2 separate regions of the Homo sapiens genome follow, and region 2 is linked to region 1. Evidence: chromatin loops called from intact Hi-C (ENCODE). Cell type or tissue: mammary epithelial cell. All regions are shown on one strand. Links, peaks and the distances in the headings refer to the core of each region. The heading gives the core; the rest is flanking DNA.

Region 1 (2,916 bases), core at 1-2,500:
GACTACAGGCGCCCGCCACTACGCCCGGCTAATTTTTTGTATTTTCAGTAGAGACGGGGTTTCACCGTTTTAGCCGGGATGGTCTCGATCTCCTGACCTCGTGATCCGCCCGCCTCGGCCTCCCAAAGTGCTGGGATTACAGGCGTGAGCCACCGCGCCCGGCCGGATGTCCACTCTTAAAAGATAATGTGCACTTAAACCATGAGCTTGTTAATGGATACCATGGGATTCTCTGCAAATGTCTGCTCTGAGGCTTATACCTGACTTGGGATGGGGGCAGACAGGAAACTCCAACAATGAATGAGATGTACTATCCCAGCAGCTCAGAAAGATTAGGACTCAGATACAGATTTAAATTTATTCTTGAAAAATAACATGACATGCATGTCTTGCACATCTGAGTTTGTGTAGTCAAATTCAAGCCCATTACATAGGTGAGTTTCCATTAGGATTTGCCAAGAAATTCAAAGCTGGTGAAGCAAATAAGCAAAGAGGGCCTTTGGAAGTAAGTCATAATAACCATTTGTCCAGCATCCCAAATCCCACGCCCGGACCACATACAATAACATCAATTCTTTCTAGAAAGCTATTCCTCAAAACACACTGTAGCATATTTATTGACAATGGACAATATTTAACAGAATTGGTATTTCACTATTTCTATTGTATATCTGTTTATCATAGATAATAGTGTGCCAATTAACAGTTTGAGGTCTCTCAGCTCTAAATTCATCTTTCATTGCCTGCTCTGCAAAAATTGAGCTAGACCCTGAAAATATTTCTCCTTTACCAGCTGGCATGATATTAAGTCTTGTCAGTAGAGGGAATGGGAAAGAAGGGGACATAAGAGGAAGGGGTTTTTTTCTTTCAGGTCTTATGTTCTCCCCCTACCCAGCTTCTATGGTGTGAGGCTGCTCCAGTGTCTGGCTTCTGAAGTGAATGATTTCTTCAGCATGTAGCAATAGCAGCACCCAGTGGCTGGCAGTTCACTCAACACTACCAGGGACCTCTCTGTGGACACCCAGCATCTCAGAGGGATGATTTCCAGTAAATTCCACTGTCATGACATCTCAGCCAACTTACTCACCATGCAGAAAGCCATGGCCTTGTCTGCCCAATAAGGTTGGATCCTCCCTGAGGGGAGGAAGGAACATTCTTGGGAGTGCTATCTATGGGTAGAAGCTACTTCTCATATCTGCTTCTTCCATTCTTTACAGTTCTCTTTACTTTTTACTAGACAATCCTCATTACATCAACCCTCTGTTATAGCTAATAATTTTTCATACAAAACTTTCCAGGTTCAAATTACTGTGTGCTTTCTATCTCTTGGTTGGACCCTGATTGATACAGTAGTTTGGGTTTGTTTTCAGGTATTTAACACTAAACTTTTGGGCAAGAAAGGCTTTGATTTTTTAAGAGATAGTGTCTTCCTCTGTCACACAGGCTGAATTGCAGTGGTATGATCATAGCTCACTGCAGCCTTGAACTCCTGGGCTCAAGCGATCCTCCCACCTCAGCCTCCCAGGCAGCTAGGATTACAGGCATTTGCCACTATACCCAGCTAGATTTAAAGCACATCCTGCAATTCCACTTCTAAGCACACATCCAACAGAAATGTATGCGTATGTTCACCAAGACTTGTACAAGATTGTTCATTTCAGCACTGTTTTTAGAAGCCAAAAACTGGAAATTACAACAGTAAAAAATGAATGAATAAACTGTTGTTTAGTCACATCACACAACAGAATATTACAAGCGATGATAATAAATGAACATGAATTAATCTCACAAGCATAATGTTAAGCAAAAGAAGCCAGCACTAAAGAATACATCTTGTATTATTTTAAAACACATTGTATGATTGTATAACTTACTCAAGAACAGACAAAACTAATCTATGGTGTTAAGAGTCAGATGTAGCCTTGGGGAGGTGGGAAATGACTGGAAGTGAGGTAGGAGACTTGTTTTCTAGTCACAACCCTGTTGACCAAAGGAGGATCTGGTCCAGACAGGATAATGTGAAGAAACTGGCCAAAATCAGCAGATGGCAATGACAGTAATCCCCAGCTTCCCTCATTGTTCATTAGCATGGGACACTCCCACCAGCACCATGACACTTTACAAATGCCATGGCAACAACCTGGGAGTTACATCTTTCCATGGCAACAATCTGGAAGTTACTGCCCCTTTCCAAGAAAGTTCTACCCATATTTTCAATTTGCATTAAACTACTCCTTAATTTGCATATAATTAAAAGTGGGTATAAATGCAGTTGTCAAGAGCCCATACCTTGCTGACTCTGGGTGCATTGCCTATGAGTTATCTGTGCTCCACAAGGAGCAGTGCCATTCAATAAAAGATTCCTGCCTAACACCACTGGCTCACCTTTGAATATTTTCCTGGGCAAAGCCAAGAACCCTCCCAGGCTAAGCCCCAGTTTGGAGGCCTGCGTGTCCTGAATCAGAAGGCGGTATAAGGAGGTTTCTGATTCTGAAAGGCTGATAATGTTCTGTTTCATAATCTGGGTGCTGGCTTCATGGATATGTTCAGTTTGTGAAATTTGTTGAGCTGCTTATTAATGATATGTGCACTTCATATATTTATTTATATATATATTTTTTTTTATATATATATATATATGTAAAGTTAAGGAAATATGTGGACAGATATGCTTATATACTTTAAGGCCCCAAAACTTTATTTCTCCAAGTTTCATTCTAGAGAAATGCTGACCAACATGTTCGGGGGTAGCTCAGTGCAAGTCCTCTGAGAAGTAGGTGCCAAGATAAGACTGGACATGCAAATGATTTATTGGGAGAAATGTCTATGAAGAATAAAGGGAAAAGGAGCAGAAGAAAGCAGGAAGACCCTTCAGGCTATGATAAAGATCTGATATCTATGAGAGAGAGAAGGAAA
Region 2 (2,924 bases), core at 237-2,736, 930 kb before region 1:
GATGCCAGCACTCCCTTGGCTGCCCTAGCTGGTGTCTGAGTATATTGTGTACCCCTCCTTCCCAGTCCACTGTCTCTGGGCCTGGTTCAGCACTAGGACACATCTAAGAGTTGTAGCCCTGGCCGGGCACAGTGGCTCACGCCTGTAATCCCAGCACTTTGGGAGGCCGAGGCAGGCGGAACATGAGGTCAAGAGATCGAGACCATCCTGGCCAACAAGGTGAAACCCCATCTCTACTAAAAATACAAAAATTAGCTGGGCATGATGGCACACGCCTGTAGTCCCAGCTACTCAGGAGGCTGAGGCAGGAGAATCGCTTGAACATTGGAGGCAGAGGTTGCAGTGAGCCAAGATTGCACCACTGCACTCCAGCCTGGGCGACAGTGAGAATCCATCTCAAAAAAAAAAAAAAAAAAAAAAAAAAGAATTGCAGTCCTTATGGCCTAGACTGCCTTTCAAGTTTACTTTGAGACGGAGAGCACTGTAGCCCTTGGTGGAGAGGTTTGGGGAAATTCAAGTTAGGATAGTTGAGATTTGCAATTCTTTTCTGGGTAGGGCTGGTTTAAATGCTTTTTCTGTGGGCAGGCATCAGCTGAGTTTGGTCCAGTTTTCCTTTCTTCTCTAAAAGGACAACACTGAGTTCAATGAATCACAATTGCTGTGCTCCCCTGCCCCCAGCAACCAGAGATGCTCTCTGTACCACATAGCCACTATGGAGGTTTGGGGAAGCTTGGCATTGGCAATTCAGGACTGGTTTTTTTCTATCTCTTCCGTGCCTTTTTCAGTGATATGAAGTTACAACCAGGTTCTATGAGTGTTCATGTGATTTTTTGGTTCTTATGAAAGCTTTTTTTTTTTTCTGTTTACATAAAAATAGTTTCCAGACATTGTCTTTCTTTTTCTTTTACAGCAGCAACCCAGATTACTCTGGGTAATCAAAATCAATCATTCCAGCCAGTAGATTAGCTCCCTTTTAGCTCCTTTTTTTGTTAGTTTGCTTATTTGTTTAGTGGTGGAGGGAGCCCAAAGTGACCAGATCAAAACTTCATCTTTCAATTTGATGAAGTCATTGCTATGGACCTATCATGTCCCCCAGGGGAAGCATTCCTCTTGTAGGCTAAGATCTCCAATCCAGCAGAGCTCAACATTATCAGAATAAGAGGCAAAATTTTGCAGGGGGTTATTAGATAATAGAGTAGACATTTTCACTTTCACACCTTGATTCCAGGACACACGCACTCTGACTGTAGGAAAAACAATGACATACAGTGACCTCTGATTCAAAGCATAAACTGCACCCTATAAAACAAAATCCTGCGCATTCAAGCTGTAATTTACCAATTGACACCATAACAGAGTCTTTATTAAGCCATGTTACCTTTCAATTAGGCCAACTGCTCTTGGGTAATGAGGTATATGGGAAGGCCATTTGATTCTAAGACATGATCCCATTATTGCATTTCCTTTGCTGTGAAATGCACTTCTGGATCCAACGCAGTACTGTGAGGAATCCCATCACGGTGGGTCAGGCATTATTTGAGTCCATTTATGGTAGTACTAAAAGAAATATTACCAGCAGGGAAGATAAACTCATATCCGGATCATATGTCTATTCCAATGAGGATAAATCTGTCACTTCCGTGATGGAAGAGAGCCAATTCAATCAACCTGCCGCTAGGTGGCAGGGTGGTCCCCAGGGAATGGTGCCACAATGGAAACTGTTGATATCCAAAATTGGCAGATAGACAAATGGGACTTAATTAAACTAAAAAGCTTCTGCATAGAAAAAGGAATACAAACAGGCAACCCTCGGAATGGGAACAAATATTTGAAAACCATTTATCCAACAAGGACTAATATCCATAATTTACAAGGGACTCAACAACTCAACAACAAAAACTAATAATCCATTAAAAATACGCAAAGAATATTAATAGTCATTTTTCAAAAGAAGACATCTGATGGCCAACAGGTGTATAAAAAAATGCTCAATATCACTAATCATCAAAGAAATGCAAATTAAAACCACAATGAGATATGATCTAAGGCCAGTCAGAATGGTTATTATTAAAAAGACAAAAAATAACAAATGTTGGTAGAATGTGGAGGAAAGAGAACTCTTATACACTGTTAGTGGGAACATAAAACAGTATGGAGATTTCTCAGAGAACTAAAAATAGAACTACTATTCAATCCAGCAATTCCACTATCTGGTAACCACTCAAAAGAAAATAAATCATTATATCAAAAAGATAACCGCACCTATATGTTTGTGGAAGAACTATTCACAATAGCAAAGATATGGAATCAACCTAAGTGTCCATCAGTGGATAACTGGATAAAGAAAATGTGGCACATGTCCGTAATGTGACACCATTTAGCAGTAAAAAAACAAAAAAAAATTTTTGTCTTTTGAAGCAACTTTAATGGAACTGGAGGACATTAGCTTTAGTGAAACAAGTGAGACATAGCAAGACAAATACTGTATATTCTCACTTTATAAGTGGGAGCTGAATAATGTGTATGCATGGATGTAGAATGTGGAATAACAGACAAAGGAAACTCGGACAGGTGAAAGAGTGGAAGTGAGGGAAGTGATGATAAATCACTTAATGAGTGTAATGTATATTATTTGAGTGATGTGATGCATGCCATAACTTTATACACATACTAGAAAAGAAATTTTGGAGAATTAAAAGCAAAAAAAATGGTAGATCAGGCTACACATTAGTGGTAGCCAGGTCAACCTTAGTAAGAAGTTCCTGTTGAGCCCAGACATAGCCTACAACCCTGTTATTATGGTCACCATGTTCATCAGTCCATTGGGCAAGCACTGGGGTGGCTGGGGAAAGAGAATTGCTAACATACACAGAGATATTACTTTGTTTACTTATTTTTCCCCAGATTTATTGAGTTATTGACAA

Evidence for each region. A loop is a pair of places that touch in the nucleus more often than their neighbours do. Peaks named below come from ENCODE experiments on the same cell type or tissue, not always from the same donor. Only the 100,000 strongest peaks of a DNase experiment are listed, where the experiment ranks them.
Region 2: it touches region 1 in a loop (7-fold over the local background); 3 of 110 quality-filtered maps call a loop at or near these places.

The regions. Positions count from the first base shown.
Region 1 is chr20:6,167,561-6,170,476 of GRCh38, reverse strand. No RefSeq gene overlaps it. Among named protein-coding and RNA genes, the nearest start is that of FERMT1, 46 kb to the right of the region's middle. In mammary epithelial cell, for the core only: a CTCF peak has its summit at 979; no DNase peak of the experiment used is centred there.
Region 2 is chr20:7,093,361-7,096,284 of GRCh38, reverse strand. No RefSeq gene overlaps it. Among named protein-coding and RNA genes, the nearest start is that of LINC01428, 160 kb to the left of the region's middle. In mammary epithelial cell, for the core only: a CTCF peak has its summit at 1,682 (motif pointing right); a DNase peak (open chromatin) is centred at 1,664.